Regions from separate parts of the Homo sapiens genome. Here regions 1 and 3 are each linked to region 2. A link is a loop called in an ENCODE intact Hi-C map of the cell type or tissue named here. Cell type or tissue: Calu3. All regions are shown on one strand. Links, peaks and the distances in the headings refer to the core of each region. The heading gives the core; the rest is flanking DNA.

Region 1 (10,349 bases), core at 930-8,929, 180 kb after region 2:
TGACGTCTCTGAAAAGAATGTGGGCACATTTAGACAGGAAAACTTATTCAGCGCTCTGACAGTTCATATGTAACATACCTGGTTGTTTGAAAGCAGGAACAAGATGTCAACAGAATATCGTATTTACTCACAGTCCTAAGACAGCATGCTGCACCTTCAAGTTCTTGTTGCTATCAGAATACTGTGAGCAAACGAGGGAAATAATCTATGGTGTTTTGTTTTGTTTTTCTCTGCATGGTAATATAGAATCTATTGTAGTGTGAATAAAAGAAGTCACAAGAGATTCATTACTGTTTGTGAAGTGTACTGTCTGTGTCTTTCTGCATGGGATTCTTTATTTTACTTACAAAGCAGATATAAAAATTAGAATTGAGATGATAGAGAATATATATTGCATAAATAAGCAATTTAAACAGAAGTTTTACCATTATAACAAATAAATACCCTGCTTCAGAGGTTGGAGATTAGAATCCTGTTACATTAAATGCTTGACAATTAATTAGCTATTGTCTATAAAGTTCCCAAGATGACAAGTTACTTAAATACTATTATTAGGAGTAGCTGGATTAGTAATAATAGTGTTCAAGTGCCATGGGCAACAATGAGGAGATTTTAAAAATAAAGAGAAATGCATGTGATCACAGAGTGATTTGTGTGCTGAATGCAGAGCGGGCGGTCCCTGTGAGCAGTGTTTTCTGAGACTGCAGTGTACAATGGGCAATACTTGGCAGTGTGCTGAGGAGGATGAGACAAAAGTGCTTAATTTGTTAATATTTTTTCTCTGTTTTTTTTTTTGGTGTATTGCTTAACCTCCTGTCAAAATAGTGTTCACTTAGCAAAATTAAAGAGAAAATAAGAAAGCGGACGAAAATAGGCTCAGCAAAAGACCAACTATAAAAGATGAACCTCTCGCAGTTGCTGACAGGCATTGTTTAGACTCCAGTTATGTTAGATCATTCATTACTATGGCTTCTTTCTTTTAAATGACACATAATTGATGTGGATAAAAATGTGTGGGGATTTAACTTGATTGTACAGGTCTTTGTTCTGTGGAATTTATATCTTTAGGGCTCCATTTGTTTTGAATGTAATTTTGTGAGAAAATCAACACAGAACTGAGGTCTGCCTCAGTATCAACTGGGGTGGGGCGTGGGGGGTTACCAAAGTAGAGGGTACACACATCCTTGGTGTGGATAGTGACGCTTACAGGAGGAGTGGTCCGGGGCTTCTTGGGTTTTAGAATCAAATAATTTTGAAATTGGATGGTGTGTAGAAATAGTGGTGCTCACCACAGGTTTCATGTGTCCCCTTATGTTGCCCAGCCTTTGTTGCTATTGGATTTGGGCTTTGTGACTTGCCCAGGCCAACGAGCTATGAGTGGAAGGGATACAGGACACTTCTGAGCCAAGGCATTTAAAAGCTAGTATTCCTCTTACATCCTTTTCTGGGTTACTTCTTGCCTTGTTTTTTTTTTTTTTTTTTAGTACTAGATAGAAAAAGATAGAACCATACAAATTTTGAAATATATGTGTCTCTAAATAATGAAAGAAATTTAGCTTATGTGATGTAGAACTGTTTAGTACAGTCTGTGAAGAAATATGCTTAGCATTCTCTTGCCCATGAACATGGAGTGTGGATGGCAGAGTCCAGCTCTGGTGTTGTGACTCATCCTTGATACCTCACCAGTCCTGGAACAACCTAGTTGTGGAAAAACTGGGATAGGTTGGATTTGGTTTTAGATATTATAGACAGGTGCGTCAGGCAGCTGAATTTGTACAGTAAACCACTTTTGTAAATGATCAGATTTCTGTGTCTGATAATTTGTTGGGAATCACTTGGATGTTGGTTGTGCTGGAAATTCTTATTAATGTGAAAGACACTTTATAGTTATTGTTTCCATAAAGCCAACAAGATTCAAACATAACAGTATTGAGACCAAGGGGCATCTCAGCCTTAAATCCATTTTTCAGCATGCCTAACACACATTATTCTTATTAAATACCTCTTTCTATAAACCTAGCTGTTGCTACCTCAGTGGGTTGCTTGCAGTTTGACTGTAGCCTAGCTTGCTTAATTAAGACTTAAAATAATACCTTCGGTTCTGCCTGGGACTTGAGAGAATAGCCAGCTCTGAAGCCTTTGCTTGCTGTAATGGTTGCTCAGTAGTTGGAGTTTTGTAGCAACAAGGTTTGGAAATCCTCTACCATACAATGGTTTTTATTGTTAATAGGTCTAGTTGTAAGTAGTCATCCTTTTTGACATCAGTTCCTTCTTGCTGAATACTTTATTCTTCTCAGTTTTCTTTTCCTCCCTTTCATCTTTTCTGCTCTCTCCTTTCCTCCCCTTCACTGCCTTTCTCGTTCTCTTTCTTTCCATATCATGAACTGGTAAATTTGCAAAAAGGGACTCCATACTGCTGCCATGTGTAGGGTCCGGGAAACCTGATCATTTTGAAGAGCTAGCCCGTTCTAATGCTATGGTTAGGAAACATCTTACTGAATGTTGCATCTTTTGTGATGTGTGAAATTCCAGAGGAAGTACAGTTTGGGGAAAAAAAGTGTATCCTTGGGACCTACATTAGAGAATATAAATCACAAATCAATATACAGTTCAGATAATACTAGATCGTATACAGCAACTGCCTGTGACAGCAGTGGGAGGTGGGAAAAGTCCCCTCCCTGTGTGCATTTTGAGAAATACACTGTTTTTATTTGGTACAGTTGCATATTCATTTCTAACAGACTGCATCCTAAAAGAATTGGACTTTTATAGATTCCATGAATATTCAGAGAGTCACCAAAACCAATTTTGTCCTTTACCTTATGTGTCTAGACCCATCTGTCATTTGCTTGCTAGATGGTCATAGTTCTGTATTGTGGCATTTGTCTTTTGAGAAAAAGGTATTTCCCATGTTGATAAGGGGGCATGCTGGTACCTTTGCTTCCCTGCTTGAAAGTTTTCACCTTCAGGGTGGATCTTGGTGAGAGCATGTGGCTAGGCCCTGGCTACTTTGCTGTCTGCCACCAGCTCTCTTAAGCTTTTAGGGCATTGTTTTAGACACTAACGTAGCAAGGGAAGGCATGATGGCTGTTGCCACTAGTAAGTCATAGGGTACTTGGCAAGCTGGCAAAAGCTAGAAGCCTCATTCATTTGCATTTTAATTGGAATGACCATTAGCCAAAAGCCCGAATTTTTAAAATTGTCCATTGAGTCCTTTTTCCCTTTACCCTCTCATTTTCCTGAAGCTGATTTCCATCTCTCTCTCTCTTTTTTTTTTTTTTTTTAAGAGACAGGGTCTTGCTCTGTCACCCAGGCTGCAGTGCAGTGCAGTGGTGTGATCATGTCCTGCTGCAGCCTCAACCTCCTGGGCTAAAGCAGTCCTCCTGCCCCAGCCTCCTGAGTGGTTGGGACTACATGTGTGTGCCACCGTGCCCAGCTAATTTAATTTAATTTTTTTTTTGTAGTGACAGAGTCTCCCTGTGTTACTCAGGCTGGTCTTGAACTCCTGGGCTCAAGCAGCCCTCTCACCTCAGCCTCCCAAAGTACTATGGTTACAGGTGTGAACCACTGCGCCTGGCTGATTTGCATCTTTAGAAAAATGTGTTTCTCAACATTTAAAAACTCATGTCTCTTTGATAAACTTACAAATCTTACATCTCCTTTAATATTATTTAAAATATTATAAAAAGTAAGAATTGTAATAAAAGAAGGCAGTGACAGCCTGAGAAGGATGCCCTTTCTTTCCTTCAGTCGTGTGAGTCATGTGTGAAAGTGGGGCTGGCTTGCTTGCCCCAAGTGTTTTTCCTGTTCTTGCCAGTGACAGAGCACAGAGGAGGTCACTTTCACATCAGGCCTCTTCAGCTGCTTTGTTTTCACGGTCACAACGGGCAGAAAGCCTGCTTTGCAAATGTTGTGTATTTTATTATAATTTTGAAAATGCTTTTTTAGATGACACATGTGCCCATCTCTTCTCTCCAAAGGATTCTGATATGACTCCCATACCATTTCTTACCACCTCACTGCTCTTAATACTTAAACATGAAGAAAGAGACAGAAGAAAGTAATTAAGATGGGATAAGTAAGACATTCTTATTCATGAGCATATTCTGTCTGTCATCATCCCCACGGGGCTGTTATTGCACCTCCTCTTCATTGTTATACCCCCGCCCCCCCGCCCAGATGCACCTGCACGGTCATTTGAGCCCTGTCCTCCAGTCATACTTGGATAAGAGGAAGCCAGCCTCACTGGTTCCATCACAGTTCTAACTGCTGTATAGAGTTCTGTGGTGCCTTAAGTAATACGATTATGTATAGAAAAGCTGGGTGCAACCAGTAGCACATGAAGCACATAACAAATGCCAATTCTGTTCCTTTTCCTCCCCTTTCCAGAATTCAGTGTGTTTGCTTCCAGAACCATCTTTGGGTCTTCTAATGTATAATAAAGAAGGACAGGTTTTTCATAGATGAAATTTTGAGTGGGTTTTATTGATTCACCCATGTGACTCCATACCTGCTAACTCTGGTTCCAGTCCTCCTTCTGGTGAAAATAGGTCTTCTGCATTCTTTTGTTGGTAAGAATAGATGGAGAAGAGAACTAACATTCTTTGAAGATCTCCCGTGTGAGTTTCAGGCAGTCAGGCTTAGTTATTTCATTTGCATCATTACAATGAATCCTCACCACATTCCCATGAGATGGGAACAATTATCTTCATTTCATAGATGAAGAAACGAAACACAGAGATGTTATTTGCCTGTTTTGATCTGTAGCGGTGGAAACAAGATGCAAGGCCACAGCCATTGTTCTTGACATTATATAGAGTTGCTTTGTCGGTTTCGGTGAAAGGTATGATTCTTTAAAACATGCTTAAACTTTTCTATTCTTTGGGTAGGCAGAAAAGGGAAAAAATAGCTAGTTATTATTATCCTTTTGATAGCAAACTCCCTCATGCTACCTAGTAACTATTTGGTATAGGATCCGGGGCAATGCTTGTATGCCCCCAGATGCCTTGCAGTATTTATTTGGCAGACCAAGAATATTATAAGTGTTTACTCTATGGCAGTAGTTATTAAAAGTGGAATTATGATCTCTTTTCATTGTGAGAAATCAATGTCTTTTCAAGAATAGGAGTATTTTAGATTGGCCTAAGGGAGCTTTTCTGGTAATCTGCAAAGGTAACCAAAGGGTTATCTTTTCCTACTTCCACAGAAAAATATTTGGATCCATTTTAATAGGAGTTGTAATAGTGAAAGAATGTGCATACAGTGAAATCTTTTATACTGTTATTTAAAAACAGAAATGTTCACATATAGAAAAAATGAGTAAAAGATATGCTTACAACTTTGAACTCACCATATGTACTCATCATGATGTATATCAGGCAAAATAGAGTTCCATAATTTGTATAATCTTACTCTGGAGTTTGGATTTTAACACTTAAGAATTCATTACTACTACTCTAGTGCTGGCATTCGCCATTATCTGAGGCGTATAGAGAATTCCCTCTCATTGCAGTTGTCTGTGTCCACATTAGGTTTGTTTTGTTTCGCTTTGATTTCTTTTTTACTTTTCAGAATATTTCTGAGGGAAAACAAATCAGATTTGAATAGAAGAATTTTAATTTGGTGAGGGAAATTTGGCAATAGAAAAATGGTTTGATATTGAAAATATGTGCTGAGATAAACAATTATATTAAAAGAGAAAAGAAAAAGGAGCTAATGTTACCAGCTTAACACCATTCAACATGAAAAGATTTGCTACTGAACTTTGTCCTTTGAAACTGCATTTTGAAATTTGGCCACTGGAGGGCGCTGTGCTACTGCAAACCACTTATTCAAGTCAGAAGTCATCGAATCTCTTCATTTTTTCTTCTCAGTAAAAAGATAAAGGATTTATATTCTTGTAATGCCAAATCAGTTCATACTTAACATTCAGCCTTTAGCTGTGGAAACTTGTTTGAATGACAGTAATGGCTTCATTTCAAGTTATCGAAATGTTTAATGCTGTGTAATTTACTCAAATGTGTGTAATCCTTTATTTAACTAGATGAAAATAATATACTGTTAACATTGGTTTTTAGCATTAATTAATGTGACTAATTAAAGTTAAAAACGCTAAAACCAATTTCCCTGTTTTGTTGCATGATGAGACTGTAGAGTTTTCCTCTGGCCCAGACTGGTTTGGGTTCAGTGCTCATCTCCCCACAGCTAGCTCCATCCCCACACGTATCCCTGATGTTTTTGTAGTTAATTTGATTTCAGTGTACCAAAGGCTACTCTTGGTAGCAAAACTGACTAACTATAGATCCTTTTCCTCCTAAAACCTGTCTTCGCAATGACAGGAATCTCCTAACATCACTTTATTATTCCAAAATGAATGTAGCAATGATTGAAATCACTAAATTACTACCAGCACTTAAACAGAGAGAAAAAAGAACAAAGCATGTGCTGAGATCACTAGTCCTGGCAAATAGGAGATGAGTGAGACCTCATTTTCCTCAGGAAAAGGGAGAACCTCAGTATTCCTCCCAAAGACCCCGTCAGCACAAATATTGTTGCCATCCACTATCAATAATAAGGAAAAACAAAACTAAAAGCCCCTGCTGTTTACAAAGTCTTAGTCTGGTCTTGGAAATTGGGTATAAGTCAAAACCAGGTAACACGTTTCTGGCCGCCTGCATCTACTGCTGTGATGTGTTACATTAAAACTACCTATTACAGTTCTGTGTTTGTAGGCATAAATAATTCTTTCTCATTAAACATTGCTCCTCCAGGGTTTCAGAGAAAGGAACGTTTTTACCCAGTGTAATTGTTGATAAATATCCTTTATTCAAAGTAATCGGTAGGTTATAGCACACTTTCTTATTATTTTAAAACTCATGGAATTTTTGTATGTAAGTTGAAAAATTTTTTTCTTTTTTGCTTTAATGAGTAGTATTGAATGGACAATTTTTTAAGGGTTAAAAATGCAGAAGTATCTTATTTTTAGATCGAATTCTAGATTAGAATTGTCTAGGTTTAAAGAACAGCTATAAACATAATTTGCCAACTCCTTCACATAGTATTTTATATCATCATGTAATTTTTTTATGCAGTGGTACTGTTTATTTTGTGAATAAAATCTTAAATCGAAAGTGTACATTTAATTTAGAGCAAAATGCAACTTTATTATTAGCATATTGACAGTTTTTTGGTTTATCAACACTTTAAGAAAAGAATTGATATGCTATTTGTGCCACATTATAATTTTCCTTACCATAAAATGTCAATATTATACATACACACAAAATAGTTCTCTTAGTTGATTAAAACAAATAATTGAAATAAAAAATTATGTTTATTCTTACATGTATGCCATGTAGCACTTTAAGGAGATGAGTTTATGAAATTCATGAATGAGAGGATGATGTAAGTTTAAAAATCATTATTTTAGTTGCTTTATTCTTCTATTTTAAATTCATAAATAACACAGGTGGCCTGTATTTTGAAAAGAGCCCTTTCCTCCATTTGAACTTTATAAACACTGAGGCAGTAGGTGTAAATATTATCTCCATTTTATATTGAAGGAAATGGGGCCATAGGAAGATGAAAATTACTTTCCCAAGATCATAGAAATAGCATGGGCTAAAGCTAGGGCTGAGCTTCAGTTACCTGCTCCTGGTCAGTGTTCCTTCCTGCACATCTCCCTCCTTTAAAAACTTAGGGTGCAGTCCTGAAGGGGTGCTGTTGAACCCTGAATGGAGACTGTGAACCGAGATCCCAGGAGAGGCCTTTGGATGGAAAGGCTGGCCTTTGTTTCTTTGTGTATTATAGATTGATTTAGGCTGTTTCTGTGGGCCCATTTTCTCATCTCTAAAGTGGGACCCGGTTAATCTTTTTTCAGTTGTATCCACAACAGAGTAAACAATAATGGAGATTTAATTTATTGAGAACTTTGAGCCTGAGGGTAAAAGCTATTTGTAGTGTAGTTTTTGCCCTTCTGTGTTTTTTGGAAAAGGAAAGTTACTCTTTCCTTTTTATTTACATGAAAGACAGCAAGCTTGAAAAAATTAAGTATTGGAAGTGAACAGATGAGCCATCCTTCATCACAGAAACCCAAGGAAATATTACTTTAATGATTCTTAATACACTCCATAATTACTCTTAATACACCCTGTTGGGCCAGGTGAAAGACTCAGGATTTGTTTTTCTTCCTTCATTGCCTCATTGCTTTGTGGTTTCTTCTCATTTGAGAATGAGATTTTTTTTTTAAAGAATGTATTTATTGGTGTGTGATAATAGGCTAATTTTTTAAAGAGATGCAATGTCATCAGTGTTTGACTGCTAAGATTAAAATAAACCATAAATTAGGACATAACATTTCCTAAAGACATTTTATGTTTTAATCAGTGCTAAAATAAAATGGAAAGGATAAATAACTACTAAAGTAGCAATAAAGTGAAGAAAACAGGTGTTATTACTTAATTTATGCAAGAAAAAATAATTGTTAAATACACATAAATAAAATACTAGTTAGTTAGCAATGGTAGGTAAGGACTTTAGCTCATTAATGTGATTTCTCATGACCCTGTGTCACCTGGACTCAGGGCTTTGTTGGTGGCACCCACAACACAATGCCACTATTATGTAACTAACACCTTGCCTTTCTTGCCAGCACCTTAATACTTCAAAGCACATATTCTTATTTCACGATATTGTGTTTGCGGGTATTTCCACGGGACAGAGGACATCACTTTCATCTGTACTACAAACCTGCCAAACTGTCTTGAGACCATTTCTTCTCCTATGCTTGAGTTTCGTTGTCTTTTGTCCCTTTTGTTTTTATGATCTGATCTATACCAGCCCTCAAAGAGATCTCTCTCAACATGATGACCCTCATGAACAGCTTTTCCCTTTTACATCAAAACTTGTACCACTTTTGTCATCCACATCCCTTTTGGATCTTTTTATTCTGGCTTTTATGCCCATATCCAACATTTATAATCCCCCAACTGGCTTAGAGGAAGTCACAGTCAGATTACCTGGTGCCTTTTCTGGGAAAAATCTATGCACTAGAAGTAAGCCCTTTTTCAGTTTTGGTTCTCTGCTGCCTTTGACTTTCCAGATCATGCTGATTTACTTGAAATAAATTCTATAAGCCACATGTCAAAAGGGCTGCAAGTTTTCTCCTGTCAGACATTCGTTTTTACCATCTCTCACCTTCTTCCCTCTTCTCACTGACAGGTCTCTCTGGGGTTGTGGATTCTGACTAGCCTGGAACATCTAGCACTGACTTCCCTTCTTTCACATGTCAAATAAGAATGAGCATTAGAACTGGATGTGTCGGCCGGGCACAGTGACTCACACCTGTAATCCCAGCACTTTGGGAGGCTGAGGCGGGTGGATCACCTGAGGTCAGGAGTTCGAGATCAGCCTGGCCAACGTGGGAAACCTGGTCTCTACTAAAAATACAAAAATTAGCCAGGCCTGGTGGTGCACACCTGTAATCCCAGCTACTCGGGAGACTGAGGCAGGAGAATCTCTTGAACCTGGGAGGCGGAGGTTGCAGTGAGCCGAGATTGCGCCACTGCACTCCAGCCTGGGCAACAGAGCAAAACTCTGTCTCAAAAAAAAGAAAAAAGAAATGGATGTGTCTTTTGAGAGTGTAGTGTCCATACCTTTCATTTTGTTGACAGAGGGTTATGGTACCCAGAGAGAATGGGAGATTTGCCTAAGGACTTGCAGCAAGCAAGCAGCAAACCCAGGACAAGCATCTGGGCCTCCTGACTCATAGTCCATCTGGTAGCGTTTCTACTCCACATTCCTTCCATCTGGCCAACACTGAGTGGAACCTCTGCAGGCTGTGCAGATTTGGGGGACTTACACTGGCTGCTTTTTAGAAACTAATAGGTCATTAGCCAGCTTCGGTAGATCATCCCTTATATGGCATTACAAAGGACAAATGCAGAGGATTTGACTAGCTGGAAATGCTACATTTCAAGATTAAAACAACAACAAATTAAAAAGACAAAATTAAAAGGCAAATGGAAAAGTGGGAAACATACAATATTTGTGATAGAAGAAAAGGTTAAAATCTTTTCTGTTTGGCTCTTATCATCAAAAAGAAGATGAATACCTCAGAAGAAAAATGGGAATAGGACGTGTGACATTGGGAATAGACAATTCACAAAAGATGGCATATAAATAAATGCCATGTGAAGAAAGGATCAACGTCAGTGTGAAACAAAGAGAAACCATTTCATGCTTATCAAATGGAAAAATATTTTGAATAATGCTCATAATCACTGTTGGTGAGGGCGAGGTAAAACATTCTTTCTATAAGCTGGTCCGTCCTAGAAGTTACAGAAATTATT
Region 2 (10,349 bases), core at 911-8,910:
TTTAAGAGGGCATCAATCAGCTCAACTCAAGATTTCATAATCATTTTTAGTATTTAGATTGTGCCTCAAAGTTGTAGTACCTCACAATACCTCCACTGGTTTCCTGTTGTAAAAACCTTCAGTGAGTTTGACCATTGTGCTCTTGGCTCTTGGGCTGGAGTACCGTGGTGAGGGAGTAAACACTAGAAGTCTTTAGTACAAAACTGCTCTAGGGACACCTGGTGATTCCTACACAAGTGATGTTTATATTTCTCATAAAGAGTCTTCCCTATCCCAAGGTCTTCATGATGCCAGTAGCCATATATGATAAATTATGTTCAGTGATAACTTAGTTATCAGAAATCAGCTCAGTGGTCTTCCCCGCCATGATTCACATTTGATGAGTTTTTAAAAATCAAAGTGATTTTGAAAATCTCTAATGGCTCAGAAAATAAAAACATCCAGTTTGTGGATGACTATATTTAGATTTCTCTAGACTCTAGTGGAAGACCTTTGGAAAGGCCATGCCAACCGTGCTTGTACTGCTAGAAGCACTTTATGTTTCCTTTTTGGGTGAAATGGATTTATGTGAGTGCTTTAAACAAATAGCAATACTTATAGACTGAAATAAAATGAAACTTCAAATAAGACTATGTTTAATTTGTAAACCTTTGTCCATCATGTTCTTTCTTTAAAAAAAAAAAAAAACAACTCCCCTTAGTGAGTACTGAAAGGATTTGAAAAGGCTTGTAGGCTCATTCTGAAGAGAGAACAATTGTGATTCTGTACAGCCCGTAAAGCAGGTAGTGTCTATGGATAAGGGAGTGTGGGAAAGGTGGGAAGAAGAAAGTGAATACGGAATAAAGGATTGTGGTAGATAAAGTGCAAACAGAAGAATATCAAAAGGTAAGGAACTTATGAAGACCAATTTCACATGTTGAGTGCTAGAACTGACAAACGGGAGGGCTAATACATTCACAAATTCAGTAATTTAAGCTTTATTTCCAAGGAAAGAAGCCTTCTCCACTTGCTGAGTAAAACTTGCCAAAAGATAGCCCTTGCTCATTCTTTAAATTCATTCCTATATGCATTTTTTTTAAATGTACAGTTGGCCCTTGAACAACATAGGTTTGAACTCCACTGGTTTATTTATACAGGGATTTTTTTCAAGCAAATGTGGGTTGAAAATACAGTACAAAGGGGGCTGACTTTTCATATGCCAACTGTGGGACTTAAGTATGCACAGATTTTGGTATCCATGGGCAGTCCTGGAACCAATCCTCCACATACACCGAGGGACAACTGTATATGGTAACACTACGCCTTGTTAGGGAAAAGAACAATTCACTTCCAAATTCACTTACCTGAGAAGTTGTACGAAAGTACAAAGTAGGTCACAAGAAGTAAGTTTTCTTATTTTCCATGATCATGGTCAATGTAAAACAAGTCAGTCTCCTATGAGCCCTACATAGCTAAGGCTAGAATGATTATAATACAGGTGGTTTGAATGAAGAGCAGATGGCTGAAAGGGAATCACTTGAGGCTTTCCCACACAGTATTTTGACCATGATTGCATAGAGTGTGTCTTAGTTGAGGCAATTTTAATAAAAATACCATAGACCGGGTGGCTTAAACAACAAACATTTATGTCTCACAGTTCTGGAGGCTGGGAAGTCCCAAGATCAAGGCACCAGCAGATCCAGTGTCTGGTGAGGACCCACTTCCTGACTTGTAGACAGGCACCTTCTCACTGTGTTCTCACACATCCAAGATAAATCATCTCTTAAAAGGGCACTAATTCCATTCATGAGGGTTCTACCCTCATGACATTACCTCCCAAAGGCCCCACCTCCGAATACCATCACACTGAAAATTAGGCTTAAACATATGTATGGAAGGGAGCCGCAGGACACAAACATTCAGTCCATAGTACAGTATATATAAATAATCCTCAGCCATCCAACTGATTATGAAGAGTGTTAGTAAGGATGCTTGCTATTGGCAATAAGAAAAAAAGCCAGCACTTAAGAGATTGTAAAATGGATTGGTTGACCAGGCGCAGTGGCTCACGCCTGTTATCCCAGCACTTTGGGAGGCTGAGGCAGGTGGATCACTTGATGTCAGGAGTTTGAGACCAGCCTGACCAGCAAGATGAAACCCTGTCTCTACTGAAAATACAAAATTTGCCAGGCATGGTGGTGGGCACTTGTAATCCCAGCTGCTTGGGAGGCTGAGGCAGGATAATCACTTGAACCTGGGGGGTGAGCTGAGATCACGCCATTGTACTCCAGCCTGGGCAACAAGAGCGAAACTTCGTCTCAAAAATAATAATAAAATGGGTTGGTAGAGGGTTCAGAGATAACAAGAACCCCAGATTATTTCCATCTTTCCCATCCTGTCATTTTTAGCATTTTTTCTCACTGGACCAATAATATGATCAAAGATGCCTACCATGATTCTAGGTATCATGTGTAGACCAACAATGTTGATAGGATTTGGCTGTGTTCCCACCCAAATCTCACCTTGAATTGAAGTTCCCATAATCCCCACATGTCATTGGAAGGACCCAGTGGGAGGTAATTGAATCATGGGTGTGGTTTCCCCCATGCTATTCTCGTGATAGTGAGTTCTCACGGGATCTGATGGTTTGATAAGGGGCTTCCCCTTTCTCCTTCCTGCCACCCTGTGAAGAATGATGTGTTTGCTTCCCCTTCCGCCGTTATTGTAAGTTTCCTGAAACCTTCCCACCCTTGCAGAACTGTGAGTCAATTAAACCTCATTCCTTTATAAATTACCCAGTCTCGGGCATGTCCTTATAGCAGCATGAGAACGGACTAATAGAAATGTCCAGTGAAAGAAAATATCATTTTATTCCTCATGTGTCTTTGATAAGGAGTGAAAAACCTTTCCCTAAGCTCCTCAGCAAAATTCCCGTCATATCTCAACCAGTACTGGGTCACTTACCTGTCTAATCACTGGCCAAGGGGGTGGGAACACTCTGACTTAGATGGATCGTATTTACCCAAGCTGGCTGCATGAGGGTGGACAGTGAATCAGAATTGAGACTGCCAGAATGGAGGAGCAAATAGGGGCTTCTGGGTAGGTGTAAACAGAAACCGCACCCAGAGTCAAATTAGATATTGAGAATTAGATATTAGGTGCAGAGTACTGTAAGAAATGAAACATTTCTTGCCCTCAGAGCTTAGGTCTGAGATTGTGGTTCTCAATCATATTAGACTTAGCTGACCCTGTTTATAATAACATTGTAACATAATATCTATCACATCCACTATCCTGAAATGACATTCACATGATATAACCTACTTATTGGCACGACATGAAGAAACATCAGTCAATACCTTTATGGTAATATGAAGGAGAAATATAATCAGGTTGCAATAAAATTGTGCATTTTAGTATGTCAGTGCCCACATAGACTAGAAGACAATGGAGTAGTCAGGTGCTTGCCCTTACATATGGAAGAAGAAAACATCAGAGTATTGTTGACACTCTTTGATATTTTAAATAAAGACTGAATTTATGATTCATGAAGAGCTATAATTTTACAAATTTAAATACATATTCATAACAGGTGCATTTTACTGATGACTCAAAAACATGATGTTATGTTGGAAATATTTCCCAAAATGGTGATCAATTCTTGCTAAAGTTTCGAATAAAAGAGTAACTTTTTTGTTTATAGAATAGTTTTTTCCCTAGCAAATATTAAAATTATAAATGCAAATAAGTAAGATACAAGTTGTAAGTTCAGATAATAAAAAGCAGGCTTTAATTCTTTTTTAAAATTTAGAATAGTTTTAGATTTGCAGAAATGTTGCAAAGATAGTGCAGAATTCACATACACCACATACCTAGTTTCCCCTATTTTAAAAATCTTACATTAGTGTGGGACATTTATCACAATTAATGAAACTATATTGATATTATTAACTGAAGTCCATACTTATTCCAATTTCCTTCATTTTTACCTGCTGTTTCCTTACAGGTGACATTCAGGAAACCACATTCCATTTAGTCACCATGTATCCTTAGGCTACTCCAGACTGTGACAGTTTTTCAGACTTTCCTTGTTTTTGATGACTTTGACAGCTTTGAGGAGTACTCACTAGGTATTTTGCAAAACGTTTTTCAATTGGGATCTTCTGATTTTTTTTGTCATGATAAAACTGGGATTATTGTTTTTTGGAGGAATACCACAGAGACAAAGTGCTCTTGTCACATCAAGGGGACATACTATCAACATGACATGTCCCTGATCTTACTATGTTAACCTTAATCACCTGGCAGTGGTAGTGATGAGGAAGAAACTCATTATGTAAAGCCCACACTGGCTGGGGGGAGTTATGCTCCATCTCCTTGAGGGGAAAAGTAGGCTTTTTACCTATATGAATACTCAGTGGGACTTTCCAAAGTTATACAGGTCATTACAGGATGTCTAACATCCCTGCTCACCATCCACTAAATACCAATAGTGAAACCCAACCAAAAATGTCCCACAAGTCTCCGAAGTAACCCCTAGGGGTCAGTACTGCTCTGTTGAGAACCACTGGTCTAAGATTTCCAATTCAAGTTTCCTTAGAGTGTGAATTTAAAGCATTTATAAAGAAATCTGAGTACAGAATTCCTAATTTTATGCTTTCCTCCTTATTTACAGATGCTTTTTTCCTGCCTCTAATTCAGGAATTTATTTTAGGTATTTGCCTTTGAGTGTTCTTCTTTTATATAACTTTGTTTTACAAAAACTCATATTTTACATAAACTCATTTTCTTTTTACATGAACTCATATTTTATTGCCTTATATAATATTTAATTAAATTATATATTTAAAATTACAAGGATGATTGGATTGAGCACATTGGCAGTAGACACAATCGACTTGACAAGTAACTCATCTGAGGAAGTAGAAATGCACAGAGTGGCCAACTGGTTATAGTTACTCAGCCTGACAGGGCATCAGTTCTTTATTGAGGAAATGGTGAGTGCGGTTAATCCAATAACAGGTTAAGTGGAAATTGGTTAAGAGAATTTCTACTGTAAATGCATCGATTTGAGTCCTATCAATATTAGCAAAGGCTGAGTGCGGTGGCTCATGCCTGTAATCACAACAGTTTGGGAGGCCAAGGCGGGTGGGTTGCTTGAGCTCAAAAGTTCAAGACCAGCCTGGGAAACATAGGGAGGTCCCCATCTCTAGAAAACATAATACAATTAGCCGAGTGTGGTGGTGTGCATCTGTGGTCTGAGCTACTTGGGAGCTGAGGTGGGAGGATTGCTTGAGCCCAGGAGGTCAAGGCTGCAGTGAGCTATGATTGCCACTGCACTACCGTCTGGGTGACAGAGGGAGACTCTGTCTCTAAAAATATATATATAAGAAAATATTACAGAAGATTGTTTAATGCCAGTACCTAGGATTGCTCTAGTTGTAATGAAATAGGCACTTTTATAGACTTCATCCAAACCACTTCAATTTTACAGTAAGTTTCACGAGTTATTTTATAAAGACTTAAAATGTTCACATCTTATCTGGAAATAATGTGATATTCTGGGAATTCTGTATCCTAGAAAATATTGTATCCTTGAAAATTTATTGCTTGTATCACTTTTCATAATAGCAAAAAATAAACAAATGTCCAAAACTTGGGAAATCATTAACTTTTATAGTACCCACAATGATAGAATATTATCTATTCTACTTTAACACCACTAAATTGTGTCTTTAAAGAATGCTTAAAGATGTAGAGAAATGGTTATGAGATATCCAGTGGAAAAAGCAAGTTTATGTACATTATGCTTTTGTTAGAAAAGATACATGTACACATAGAAATCACTAGAAGGAAATATACCAAATTTTGATTATTGCTGGCTGCTGGGATTACCAATGATTTTATTTCCTTCATTATATTTTTCTGTATTTTCCAAATTCTCTAAAATGAACAAGTGTCACTTTTATAACACGGAATAATTAAGTGATATTGCTTAATTTGCTAACATTTACATTTTTACCTTTTGAGTAAAATGAGGTATTTTAACAACATCTCTGCTACCCAAACTTCTATTCAGGATGGTAACATATTAAAGATTAGAAGGTACTTTTTTTTTTTATTTTTTGAGACAGAGTTTCGCTCTGTTGCCAGGCTGGAGTGCAGTGGTGTGATCTCTGCTCACTGCAACCTCCAACTCCTGGGTTCAAGTGACTCTCCTGCCTGGGCCTCCCAAGTAGCAGGGACTACAGGTGTGCACCACCACGCCCAGTTAATTTTTGTATTTTTAGTAGAGACGGGGTTTCCCCATGTTGGCCAGGCTGGTCTCGAACTCCTGACCTCAGGTGATCTGCCCACCTCAGCCTCCCAAAGTGCTGGGATTACAGGTGTGAGCCAGCGCACCTGGCCTTAGAAGATACTTTTATATATTAAGTTATTCAAAGCTCTGTATGGTTAAAATGACTTATAATTCCAAACGATCAAGTTCCATTTAGTGACATGCAAAATTTCTTTAATCATTTAAGGATAATGTTTAGTTGTGTTCTTTTTTTTTTTTTTTTTTTTTTTTGAGATGGAGTCTCACTCTGTCGCCCAGGCTGGAGTGCAGTGGCGCAACCTCGGCTCACTGCAAGCTCCGCCTCCTGGGTTCACGCCATTCCCCTGTCTCAGCCTCCCAAGTAGCTGGAACTACAGGTGCCCGCCACCATGCCTGGCTGGCTAATTTTTCTATTTTTAATAGAAACGGGTTTCACTCTGTTAGCCAGGATGGTCTCGATCTCCTGACCTCGTGATCCACCCGCCTTGGCCTCCCAAAGTGCTGGGATTATAGGCGTGAGCCACCAGGTGCCTGGCCCCAGTTTTTTGTTTCTTTTGTTGTTGTTGTTAAGTTGACACAGGTAAGTAAAAGCCCATGAAGGAAGTTAGCATTATATTTTTATCTACACTGCCTTCTCTTAGCTGATTCTGAAGGAACTTTCTTTGTTGCTAATATTCATTTTGCATTTTAAAACTGTAGTCTAAAATTGTACCATAAACCTATGACATAATTTGGCACAAGTACTGCCCTGTGTTTATTTAAGAAAATATAGCCAGTGCACGTTGAAAACCAGCACAGTAGAGTCATCAGTATTTTGAACAGCCTCACTACTCCAAGGGTGGCCCCTGTACCGGCAGCATCAGCATCACCTGGTTGCTGGTGAAAAATTAAGAATTTCAAGCTTCATCTCAGACCTCTGAATCAGAATCTGTATTTTCAAAGAATCCCCAGGTGATCTGTGTGCACAATAAGTTTTGAGAGGCACTGTGGTACAGACTCCTTTTTAAAGTCACTAGTGTCAGCAGAGAAGTACATTTATCTCCAAAATATGATTTTTTTCTCCCACTCTTTAAATATAGTAAAACTCTTGTTATTAAAAAAAGTGTTTTATGTATATAATCCATAAACACAGGAATGTAACAAGTGGAATTTTTCTCTATTTTATTCTAATTTTAAAGCCCCCACCCCCCATTATCTGAGAGGTTAGAAATTGAACCTCAAGAAATTCAGGATTTTTCCTGCTGCTTTTCTTTTCTTTTCTTTTTTTTTTTTTTTTTTTTTGAGACAGGGTCTTGCTCTATTGCCCAGGCTGCTGGAGTGCAGTGGTGCGATCTCGGCTCACTGCAGCTTCCACCTCCTGGGTTCAAGCAATTCTCCCACCTCAGCCTCCCAGTAGCTGGGATTACAGGGGCGCGTCACCATGCCCAGCTAATTTTTGTATTTTTAGTAGAGAAGGGGTTTCACCATGTTGGCCAGGCTGGTCTCGAACTCCTGACCTCAGGTGATCCACCCGCCTCGGCCTCCCAAAGTGCTGGGATTACAGGCGTGAGCCACCACACCTGTCCTGGGTAGTCTTAAATTCCTGTAATGTCTAGAAGGTTGGAGGGGACTGAGCATCTAGTCTTCCATAGGTGACCCCTTCTATGGGCATTTGACAAAATGGCAAATATCCCATTTGGTCCTTTGTTGTAAGTCTTTGTAGACTGCTATTAAACCATCATTCATTCTTATTGTTGAGGCTACTTCAAGTCTCCCTTGCTATTTGATTCTGCTATTTCCATGCTATGTTGGCATACAGAGAAATCTTTGGAGCTTAGATTTCTTCTCTACATTTACCCACAGAGCACTGAATCGGTTGCTCTAACATCAAACAAGATCATGGGAAACTAACTCTATGAAATTTATAAAAGGTCTTGCTTAATAGGCACATTTCACAGCCATTTCTTCTCAGGGATCTTGCTGAGTTCCAAGGGTTCTACTTGGGAAGTCAAATACGAGGCCCCTCTTCTTTATTTTTATTTATTTATTTACCTATTTATTTTTAGAGATAGAGTCTCACTCTGTCACCCAGGGTTGGAGTGCAGTGGCATCATCTTAGCTGACTGCAGCCTCAAACTCCTGGGCTCAAGTGACCCTTCCACCCCAGCCTCCCATGTAGCTGGGACTAAGGTGTGTGCCACCATACTTGGTTAATTTTTAAAATTTTTTTGTAGAGATGGGGTTTCACTATGTTGCCCAGGCTGGTCCTGAACTCCTGGACTCAAGTGATCCTCCCACCTCAGCCTCCGAAAGTGCTGGGATTACAGTTGTGAGCCCCGCTCCCGATCACCCCCTCCTTTTAGATTCCCAGACACCTAAGTCTCAGGACTCCATGATTTCTCTTTATCTTAAACCACAGGTGCAGAGGAAAGTTGCCGAGACCAGCTCGGTCGGGGAGACCCTAACCCAGCAGCGCTAGAGGAATTAAAGACACACACAGAAATATAGAGGTGTGAAGTGGGAAATCAGGGGTCTCACAGCCTTCAGAGCTGAGACCCCTGAACAGAGATTTACCCATGTATTTATTAACAGCAAACCAGTCATTAGCATTGTTTCTATAGATATTAAATTAACTAAAAGTATCCCTTATGGGAAACGAAGGGATGGGCCGAATTAAAGAAATAAGTTGAGCTAGTTAACTGCAGCAGGAGCATGTTCTTAAGGCACAGATCGCTCATGCTATTGTTTGTGACTTAAGAATGCCTTTAAGCGGTTTTCCACCCGAGGCGGGCCAGGTGTTCCTTGCCCTCATTCTCATAAACCCACAACCTTCCAGCTTGGGCGTCAGGGCCATTATGAACATGTTACAGTGCTGCAGAGATTTTGTTTATGGCCAGTTTGGGGGCCAGTTTATGGCCAGATTTTGGGGGGGGCCTGCTCCCAACAGAAAGTAACATCTCTTCATAGGGACTCATTGGACCTAAGGGCTCTCCCTCCTGACTCCCCTCCCTACAACTCAGAGCATGAAGGTTTAGATTTAGATTTTTGGAAGTCAAAGCCTTTTTTTGTTTTTCCTTTGGTAACATCCTTGGACCCATGATCTAGCTGCCTGAATGGGGATGGGCATTGTGTTACATAGAAATGCACGGAGAAAACATTTTAAAATATCCTGTCATGTGAATAATAGGATAAAGGACTTAGTGGGGTATGCACAGCATGATCGAGAGATCCTTACACAATCACATGAAGTGTTCTTATAGAGCCAGAGGACTGCAAGTATGAGACATGGATTCTATACTGAGAATATTATAATCTATGGAAGCAAAGTGCATAAAACTAAGACACAACGGCAAAGCAAAATATAAACAAGAATAAAGTAGGTTTAAAAGCAATACTAACTACCCTATTTGGGACTCTTCATGGGGCTATTAGTGGCAAGTTATAGCACCTGAAGGACTAGTTTGAGGCATTCACTCCTAAATGGACAGTTCTCAAAATTTGGCATGCATCAGAATCCCCTGAAGGGTGTGCCTAAATACAGGTGTCTGGGCCCCACTCTGATTCTGTGGATCTGGGATGGGCCCTAGAATCTGCATTTCTAACAAGTTCCCAGGTGCTGCTGATGCTTGTTATGGACCACACTGAGAAAAACTGCACTATCAACATGTTCCATGGATTTGTGGGTTCCACTCTACAAACTCGCTGTAAAATCATCTATTCTGCAGCCCTTCCTGATATCCCTCATCCTTTCACCTGCAGACCCACTCAACATAATTAAGATGTGTCCTTTGGTTAGTCTCAATTCTCTTTCCAAAAATGGCATAAATGAAATCCCTATTCTTTTTTTTTTTTTTTTTTTTAATGAGACAGAGTCTTGCTAGGTTGCCCCAGCTGGAGTGCCGTGGCTGTTCACAGGTGCAATCACAGTGCACTAGAGCCTGGCTTAAACAATCCTCTGCCTCAGCCTCCTTGAGTAGCTGGAACTACAGGTGTGTACCACTGTGCCCAGCTGAAGTCTATTCTTGATAGTCCCTCATCTATGCATTGACTTAAAGTTAAGAAACATACTCCTCGC
Region 3 (10,349 bases), core at 909-8,908, 640 kb after region 2:
AACAATTTATCTTGTACAGTATTTCCAAACCCAATTAAAATGGTACATTTGTTTCAGTTTTAGTTGCTAAGATTCATTTAAGGCTCACATATTTTTAAATATCTGTATGAAATAAAAGGTCAGAATCCTTTTCATAAAGAGCTAATTGACCACCATGCTAAGCAGAATCTCCTTTTTAATTGCAATCAAAAGGCTGCACTGCATCCATCATCTCTGCCTTTACCACAGAGGAGGAAGCAAAATGTATCGTCAACATGCTAGAGGGTAACAAAGCTCTCTAACAGAGCTACTTCTACTTTTAGGGTATTCAATATCTCAATGGCTAAGAGAAGGACAGGAGAAGATGTGAAAGACTAGAGGCCTCGGGCCAGCTGATTAATCCTTGAAGACTGACTTGCTGGGCCGCACAGCAGCCCTGGAGGCCCTACACGCAGACTGCCATGAAGGAGCTGAGTGTGGCTCCTTAATGCTTTTACCCTCCAATCTCTCTGTTCTTTGGCTAATTAGCTCACGTTCTTCTTCCACATAACCCCCTCATATATAATACATACCAAGATCATGTGAAGGAAAAGTCACTCACTGCAAGAAAGGATTAAAAATGTGCAGCATGGAAAATTAATCTTTGATTCATACAACTTTGCAGTAAACATTCAGGAATATGATGGGATTGTTATCAGTTATTTCTACTTGGTGAACAGGCATCCACTTGGCTGGTCTCCAGAACAGCGCATAACCTACACGCCCGCCTTTCATTAGAATGATAAAGGTGAGCCTTTTTAAAGGGCCCAAGAAGTCTTCAGCCCAATCAAGGAGTTAGTCGTGGATGTGCACCCTTTGTGTGGCCCCATCCCAATGGAAGTGCTGCTTATGTCTCCTACTCTGGGCATGAATAAGTTGTTTGCTTTACCTACATTAAAGCATGTATACCTTTTACCTGTTAGCTGATGCTTTTCAATCAATTAAATGCTTTTCAGTCACCCAAGTTCACACGCAATCCGAGTCATGGAAAAATTTTTATCAAGAAGTTACATACGCATCTACCTCTGAAATGGTGACGGATTGGTGATTATAATGCTTGTTAAATTAGCAGTCATACTTCTCTTAAAACCAGAACTCTGACATGAATTTACAACTCAACTACCCTTTCCAGAAATTCTGTTCTACTGAACTGCTGATTGCCAGCTTGTATCAGACATCAGGGAGACAATAAGAAGGCTACACCACGAATTGGTTGTCACTCAAATAACACTAAAAATATTTCCCACTGATGGCCTGTTATGTTACGTTGTGTGTACTTACCCATTCATTATACCTTACAAACCTTTAAGAGGTTCTAAGGTAGACATGGCCAAGGGATATCTATTCTCTATTCACTAAAAGATTGAGTAGCTCAAAGAATGTGTTGAGTTGGCAGGATATATGACTAGAGTTTAGATCCTATTTAGAACATGACATTTTTCAAACTCTGAAGCAACTTGGTGTGTTACATAAAATAAGCAGAACTAAATGAAAAAGTACTGATATATAAGATAAATTCTGATTTTACAGTTTCTGAATATCTCTTCAGATGGTTTACCTTTTAAAATATGTATTTAAGACTGGCTATGGTGGCTCATGCCTGTAATACCAACATTTTGGGAGGCCAAGGCAGGAGGATTGCTTCAGACCAGGGGTTTGAGACCAGCCTGGAAAACATAGTTAAGACCCTGTTTCTGTTAAAATTTTTGAAAGAAAAAGATTTTTAATAAAAAATATATACTCATATATTTAGTATTTACATGTTAAAAACATGCTTGTCAAGTTAGTTTCTTAAGTCTCTATTTCTATGTGGATTATTTGTATAATCTCTTTATTGATAATCTCTACTTGATGAGTCTGTAATCATACCTCTTTTATATTTACTTATAATTACATTAATTTTGAAATGTATTTATAATTCGAAGTCTTGGTCTAAATCCAACATCTGGGCCCCCTCAAAGGCAATTTCTGTTTTCTGTTTTTATCCCCAGTAGGTGGTCACACTTTCTAGTTTTTCTGCATGAATTTCTGTTGAAAACTGGACATTTTAGATAATACAACCAAGTCTGGTTATGTACCCTCTATCCTCCTCTCCTATCCTATCCCTGTTCTGGTGTTGCTTGTTGTTTGTTTAGTGGCTTGGCTGGAATAATTCTGTGAAGCCTATTTACCCTGCAGTATGCAGCTTCTGATGTCCCTGCTCAGATTTTTTTCCTTGTTTTTATCTTTCAGCCTGGCTTCTTAGGGGTCACCCCTGGGTTCACATAAACTTCTTACTGGTCAAAGGTAGTGCTTAAGCTTCCTTAGCCAGTTAGATTTTCACCCTTTACTAATGAAAATATGTGGTGCTTGGAAACTGCTATCACATTTCAGGGAATATATTATTCTGTCCTGTCTTTAGCCAGGGAGAACAGACTCAAGAGTCTGGGAGAGAGGGGACCCTGAATTCTTGGCTGCACTCTCCTGGAGGAGACTTTCCATAACATGGAGCTGGGAGAGGTAATGGATGGAAGCTGGTTGTGGCTCAAATGCCACAAGGTCTCCAGTTCTTACTGAGATTTAGTAGACTTTATTGAAAGTATTTCTCCATTTGCTGTGTGCCCTTAGGACAATTTCCAGAGACTTTAAATGTTTTGCTTTAAATAATTTTAACTAAATGGCCTTTTCACCTAGAAGGTCAACCAAGCTCCACACACCAGCATTCTAGAAATTCCCACCCTAAACAATTTCTAGAAAATTAAAACATGGATATGAGATAGAATCTGCACCTTTCCTAGATTAGTGGTGTTTGCTGAGTTCTTGAATGACTCAATACTGCTTACACAACAGTTCATATTACAGAAAAAGAAAAGGCAGGAATTTGTATTAAGTACAATAAGAGAATTACATTAATGAGGATCTCCCATATGCTAATTAAGCAACCTAAGTTTACTATTTCGTCAGTGTCTAAATATAAACAATATTGATAACTCAGAACATGGGTACCTAAGAAAACAAATCACCCTCTCTCCCTTTTTGAGGATTATTTTTAAGACTTTCAAAGCTAAAATACACAATTATTATATATGTATTATCTTGGTTGCTTAGAAACCGTGAGACACGTCCTGAATAAGCAAAATTAGAGCAGCATAAGGAGGGAACCCTTTGTTAAAAAGAAGTTTAGAGAAAAATGCCTTGGCTATGATAATATATTTTGAAAATGAGACTGCAAAGTAAAGAAACATAATAGAAGATTCGGGATGTCACATGTGAAGATATTTTCTTAAGCAAAATACTTTTAAGTATTTCTTACTGCTCTCGAGTTACACACTTCAGCTATAGTTCACCAAGGAAAAAGAACTTTAATGCATGTATAAAACTTCCATAATCCCATGCATCAAAAAAGCCACCAAGAAAGAAAAGCAGGCCTATATTTATGAACCCCGAAAGCTCAACAGGAAATCAACTTTACACTAGGCCCAGGAAGTGTAAAAACTTAAATTTCCAGTAAACTGTGACTATTTAACAGCACAAATTAGAAGCAAGACAACCATCAACAATCCTATACATGTAATAGGAACCTTCTTATGTGCTGCTATTTCCATACTTAGAAAAAATAAAAATAAAAATAAAACCCTTTTTGGGAAGTGGTATGAGAACAATTGTATGTATCAAATTAAAAGTCAAATTTGAAGTATTAATCAAAAAGGCCTATGGGAAAATAAATACCATTCAATGAACAAGCTACAATTCCTGCTGAGGACTCAACTTAATTCCTCTTTTGTCTAGATCAACTTTTTAAAATGCCTAGAAGTCCCTATTTGGGGAGAAGATCCATTATCAGCTTTTGACAAAGAATCTTTTTTTCTTCCCCTTTTTAAAATATTAATTTTGAAGCCACACTGGAAAAAATGATCTTGTTTATTTTTAGTTACATTGGTCAAGAATCTTTCAAAAGATACTGCATATTTTTCAAGACAAGCCAGCAAACACATGATGTGCTCCCTCTGCTGGCTTTGCAGTAGTTCTTTCTTAGATGCTCCTTATATCTTGAACTGGAAATGCAAATACTTTTTTCCTAATAAAATAACTATCAAAGGGTGATACATCCCAGTATAATATATCAGGCGGCTTTTCAGTAAAGCAGGTTTAGCAACAGTATATTAGGCCAACCCCAATGGACTTTATCCTTTCTTATTCTGCATTATTTTCTTGCATTTTAACATCTCCATTTCTTGCATGGGTTGGAGTAGAGGTGGAGAAGGTAAAAGCTTCATACAAAGAGAAAAGGAAGAGACTAGTTTGCCCCACTAAATAAAAACACTGTAGATGCAATCTGGCACATTTAAGTTCACACAAAAGATGAAACTGAATGTAAAACATAATAGGCTTTTCTTAAAAAGCTGAGGAAATCACTGTTTAAGAAGCCCAACATTGTACTACCACTTTTTTTCAGATCCCTAAATGGACAAAAGGTTAGAAAATCAATGCACAAGCTAGAAAATATTTTTTCATTAGAAGTCTTTTTAAATTCTAGAATTTTAAGTCATTTGTAAAATAAAATTTATTTTGAAACAGTAAGTACCCTTTTAAACAAAGCTTTAACTCTGCTTGTTTAAATAAGCTATTAATTTTAATTATTTTGCCAAGTGCCATTAAATAAATGTCACAAGAGTTGTCATAGAGATACCCTGTGATTGACTGACTGACTGAGCTATCCCTGAAAGCTTTCAGAGAGAACATGAAAATCTACCTGCTTCTTGGCTATCAGTAAAACAAAAGATAGAAGGAGTTTCAATTCAAGGCACAGTTGCTAATTATGTAACAAGTACAGTCAATTATAGGCACTGACATAGAAAACTGTGGATTGGCATGTAAAATTCAGTACAAATAGAGAAATGAGTAAATGGAAAGGTGAATAATCTTTTCAGACACAGCTGAATTACTGCTTTAAACTACTAGCTGTCACACACATGCTGTTCTAATTACCTGGTTAAAGCAGCCTGCAGGCCATTCCTTGTGAACCCCTGTCTTAAAATGAGGTGACGAGGGGAAGGTTGCAATAAATATAAGTTCTATTAACTAGGTCAAACAAGTGGCTGGTGCAATGACATCAACTCTAGCTAGAGAAACATTTCAACTTGATTTACACAGAGAAAGGCAAAATTTCCTTTTTTAAAAAAATAATGAAGATTGGAAAAGCTGGATTAATATTTTCCAGCCTATTCCTGAATACAACATCCCTTCTCATTATAGATGAGAGTCTATATTATATGATGTTTAGTTTCTAGAGAGAGTAAACTAAATCCAACCCCTTTCTGATCTTCTTACAGGTCTAAATAAATTATTTCAAACAGCTCTCAGGAATTTAGCTCTTGGATAAGAGTTTACTTGCAGCCATTTTGGTTAATGTGTTTAAATTTTTCAGCTAGCAGGCTTCCATTTTTTTTCAGTAAGTTTCTCACTGCCTTCCTAAAGGATACAGCTTTAGCCCACAAAGTAACTATGACAGCCTTTGTATTAGCATTCCGGGGAGGCAATCAAGGCTTGGGTCTTATACAGAGTAGCAACATGGACTCTGCATAGTACATTCATACACACAAAACCAAAACTTATCTTTACATTTTAGTTCCTAGATTTGAATAAATAATAATAATTCAATTTCAAACACACCACTCAAATCAATGAAATGCTAATTATAAGCAAAGAAGTTTTCTACGTTCATGGTAAGATAAGACATGGCATCTACTGTGCAGGCACAACTTCAGCTAAATAAAGTTCAGGGACTCTTTTGTGCTTTGCTTGATCACCATTCCCCTCCACAGTTATTAGATAATCAACTCCTCCCAGCTGCTCTTAATGTTAGCTTTTAATAAAGAGATGAAGATATTTATCAAATGCCCTTTGAAAACAATTAGACCTCTACCTTTCCCAAGAGTTCTTCAGTACATTTTAAGTAAAGTAGGTGCTCAGAGTTTTATTCTCTTTTGGGTAATGAGGTCCATGTCTTCCTATAATCTGCTCTGACACTAAAGACACTTCCTATCACAGCTCCATGACCACTGAGCAGAGTTCAAATGACATTTCTGATACAACTTAACTGTCTCAAAGACTTGACAAAAATGTTCTCCACAAAATTATTTCTATTGGTGAAACTTTCAAACAACTGACATATTCAATGATAAAATAGTTAAATTATAATACGTCCTTTTAGCCTAGGATTATACCATTAAGAACATTTTCAAATATTATCTTTGCTATAAAATATAAATCTTGTAACTATTATATTGATTATATTACAGTAATCTATAATAGTATTACTAGCACTCTTATAGTAACATAGATAAATGCTCATAATACATTAAAAAATGCAGCATACAGGCCAGGCATGGTGGCTCACGCTTGTAATTCCAGAACTTTGGGAGGTTGAGGAGGGAGGATCACTTGAGCACAGGAGTTAGAGACCAGCCTGGGTAACATGACCCAGACCTCATCTATACTAAAAATCCAAAAATTAACTGGGCATGGTGCCATACCCCTGTAGTCCCAGCTACTTGGGAGGCTGAGGCGGGAAGATCACTTGGGTCCAGGAGATTGAGGCTGCAGTGAGCTATGATGACACCACTGCAAGGACCTGGGTGATACAGCAAGACCCTGGGACAGCGTGGGGCGGGGGGGGAGGGGCAGAATATGAAACTGTAAGTTGGAGTCTACATATGCATAACAAAGGAGATACATTAAAAGGTATTAAAATGGCTACGTGGGTACTCTACTGGGCAATTAAGTGTTATCTCAATTAACCAACAAAACTTTAAGGCGGTTATAATTATTAATATCTTCATTTACAATTGGAGAAGCTAAGGCTCCTAGAGGTTAAGAAATTTGCTCAGAATCACAAAGCTAGGAAGTGATAGAGTCAGGATACAAGTACTCAAGTCTACTGGACTCCAAAGTCTGAGAACTTTCCTCCAGCACGAAAGAAAGATGCCATAACTGAGACAGGCTTGCAAGTATATAATGAATTGAGGACAGGACTGAACATGCTAAAGGGAGTTTGTTGTTTCCCGAAGGGCAAAGTAAGAAAATGGCTGAGCATAGTGGGGTCACAGATAAAAGTTTAAGGCATAAAACATAGATCTGCTGAAGATCAGGAGAATGGCTTAATGACAATAGTAGTATAGAAGATGAATCTGAAACTTTATTAAGTATTGAGGAGATGAGTCAGAAGGTGAAAGAAACTTCTAGCAAAATCCAGGTATGTGATTACAGAGTAACTAAGTATTTTTGAAAAAGAGGGGACCCAAATACAGAGGCAAACAAACAGGTAGTAGCACCAAGAACGGAGAAGAAACAAAAAACTACGTAGTGAAAAAAGCAGCACCTTGGATACAGAAAGACCTGGGTCCTATCTTGGCTACGTAACCTTAAGAAAGGTTGGCTCTTTCCACTGGTTGTATCCTTGATCTATCACATTCTTATTTAAATTACTTTTACCCCATCTCAGGTACAACTTAGAACCCTAGCAAGCTTTTGCACCATTTATTGCCCTCTTTCCATTATGTTACTGCCATCCATTGTGGTTTTGCATCTATTTTCAACTCCAGAAGACACTAGAATTGTTAGTTTTCACAATCAACATTCATTTAAACAACAATTTTACTTCATCCTCTGTTCTCCATTCCTTCTACCACTTTGTCTGGCATCCCCTTACCCCCATGAAGTTTTTTTCTTTTTTTTTGTACTTCTTTCAATGCAGACCTGTAGGTCATAGACTCCCTTGGTTTTTGTTTGGATAAAAATGTCTTCTTTCCTTTATTTCTGCAGGGTATTTTCCTTGTGCTTACATTATAACTTGACAATTGTTTTCTTTCTCCCCTTTTAAAGATGTCTTCCTACTGCCTTCTGGAGTTCATTGTTTCTGTTGAACAATCAGTTGCTGGTCTTATCACTGCTTCTTGGAATGAAATGTGTCCTTTTCTCTGAATACTTTAGTTTGGGGTAGCTATATTATGATTGTTCCCCAATTCTCTGTTGTCCCATATGGTGAGCTTTACCACAGTAAGTACTGGTGTGAATTGCTCTATATTTTGTATGTTTTGATGATACAGCTATAGAAAATACCCAAACTGAATTATAATGAGAAAAAAACAGTGCTTACTGTGGTAAAAATATATGCATATATTTACAGCCAGGTGCAGTAGATCATGCCTGTAATCCCAACACTTTGGGAAGCCAAGTGGGGAGGATTACTTGAGGTCAGGAGTGTGAGACCAGCCTGGGCAACATAGAGAGACCCTGTCTCTACAAAACAAAACAAAAAAAATTTTAAAGGAAAAAAAGGAAGGAAAGGAAAGGAAAAGGAAAGAAAAATAAAAGATAGATTAGACATGAAAAGAAGACCTTCTCAGGCTATATATATATATATATATATATATATATATATATATATATATATATATATCCAGCAGAACTACATAACAAGAAATGCTAAAGAAAGTTCTTCAAGGCAGAATAAATTTGATACCAGACAGAATCATGGATCTACACATAGAAATGAAAAGCACTAAATACAGAATAATTTAAGGCAAATATAAACTTTATGTTTTTCTTATTTGTATTTGCTCTAATCAGTAAAAGCTTAAAACAAACATAGTAGCAATGTTTTGTGTGTTTAAAGCATATGCAAAGATAAAATACATGACGATAATTTATACGATTACTGGAAATGCATGAGGATTGCCGTTACTTCACATCCTCACCAACGCTTCATATTTTCTTTGTATTTCCCTGATGACTAAAGGTTACACATATTTTTCATGTGTTTATGAATATCTCTCCTTTTTAAAGTACCCAAATTTTTGCCTATTTATCTATAAGGTTTTTGAGGGGGAATGTCTCTTCAATTAATATGTAGGTATTCTTTATATGTTTTGGCTATGTGTCCATACTTTAGTCATTGCCTGAGATTATGCCAATTACAACCATAAATGCTGTGCTGTTTCACTGGTGTTAGAGAGATCCAAATGAATACTTAAGAGAAAGAAAAGAAATCACAAGGAAGACATTTCATTACCCAACTTTTAAAAAATGCTTTGCTTGCTGGTATTTAGTAATACAGAAACTGATTTAGTAGAAATAAAGTCAAAACATAAAACGAAAATCAGAATAGCTATTCTTCCTGAAATCCAAAGGCTGAAAATTTGTATAATCAATTTATTCTGGTTACCCTGAGATCAGCAGTCAGAAAGAAGGGCCACCCACCCGTACTCGTTTGTAGATATGGCCTGATGGAGACATTTCAAAAGTGTTTTATAAGCTGTACTATTTAAATAAGATGAGTAAAGAAGCTTGATGGACTTTTAAATGGCTTTTCTACAAACTTTCATTTTATCAAGGTAAGAGAGTTCAGATAAAACTAAAATAGCTGTGCATGCCCAAGACTGAATATTTGGGTTCTACTAACTTATTTTTCTTCCACCGGTTATTATGTAAAGTTCAATCAAGACAGTCGAGAAAGACATGATTCTGTAATGAGAGACAAGGTCAACCTCACTGAAAACACATTTAATCAGAAGTCATTAAAACAATTTCTTACAAGCAAAAAATAGAGCTTGATTTGGAATGGACTATTCTGCACCATGCCTTGCTTCACAAAGAAAGGAAAAAGCCAAGTCACCTAGCTATACTCTGTAATAGAATTCTACATAGAATACAGGAAATGTATCCATGATAACCAGAAGCCACACCAAGACCCCACAGAATCACTTCAAGCCAAGGTAAAGAGCTACAACTTGGAATTTACTCACTGGCACATTAATTTTGAGCTTATTTTGTTGCTACACTGCAAAGGAGAGTTAAGTGGATTCTTTACTACAATAGTACCCTAGGTCAGGCAGACTTTAGTCGCAATGGGACACTACCCCTGGATCTAATCAAGCAGATCAGCAGTTGCCTGAGAAAATTAATTCAAAACAAGGACATCTTGACTAGACAATAAATACAAGCAAGCATGGAATATAGACCACTATACATTCAAATTTGTAATTTACCAAGGTTGTGATAAGACACTTAAAAAAAAAAAGATAATGTGAGGGGAATAGAGTATTTCTAAAAACTGTAATACAACACAGAAAATTTGGTGTAATGTGTATCTAAAATTCTCTTAATAATATATCTACTACACTAACATATAGGTCCTATAAACCCTACTCAAAATTAACAATGCAAGCTAGAGACTTGTTTTCTAACTCATATACATCACTGTCTTGTACAAGTATGCCACATAACATGAGTACTCTTAAAACTAAATTTCAATATGAGGCACAAACTACAGAACAGAGAAAAGGAAGGAA

The links. Peaks named below come from ENCODE experiments on the same cell type or tissue, not always from the same donor. Only the 100,000 strongest peaks of a DNase experiment are listed, where the experiment ranks them.
Region 1: it touches region 2 in a loop (4-fold over the local background); 26 of 110 quality-filtered maps call a loop at or near these places.
Region 3: it touches region 2 in a loop (2.6-fold over the local background); 12 of 110 quality-filtered maps call a loop at or near these places.

Annotation. Positions count from the first base shown.
Region 1 is chr6:38,489,591-38,499,939 of GRCh38, reverse strand. The region is part of intron 6 of BTBD9 (BTB domain containing 9); the gene reads left to right. Among named protein-coding and RNA genes, the nearest start is that of BTBD9-AS1, 13 kb to the right of the region's middle. In Calu3, for the core only: a CTCF peak has its summit at 5,795 (motif pointing right); a DNase peak (open chromatin) is centred at 5,799.
Region 2 is chr6:38,666,223-38,676,571 of GRCh38, reverse strand. GLO1 (glyoxalase I) reads left to right here. Exons shown (of 6, transcript NM_006708.3): 6 at 1-647. Among named protein-coding and RNA genes, the nearest start is that of BTBD9, 31 kb to the right of the region's middle. In Calu3, for the core only: no CTCF peak of the experiment used is centred there; a DNase peak (open chromatin) is centred at 4,501.
Region 3 is chr6:38,028,161-38,038,509 of GRCh38, reverse strand. All of the region lies in intron 2 of ZFAND3 (zinc finger AN1-type containing 3), which reads right to left. Among named protein-coding and RNA genes, the nearest start is that of ZFAND3, 210 kb to the right of the region's middle. In Calu3, for the core only: a CTCF peak has its summit at 4,050 (motif pointing left); no DNase peak of the experiment used is centred there.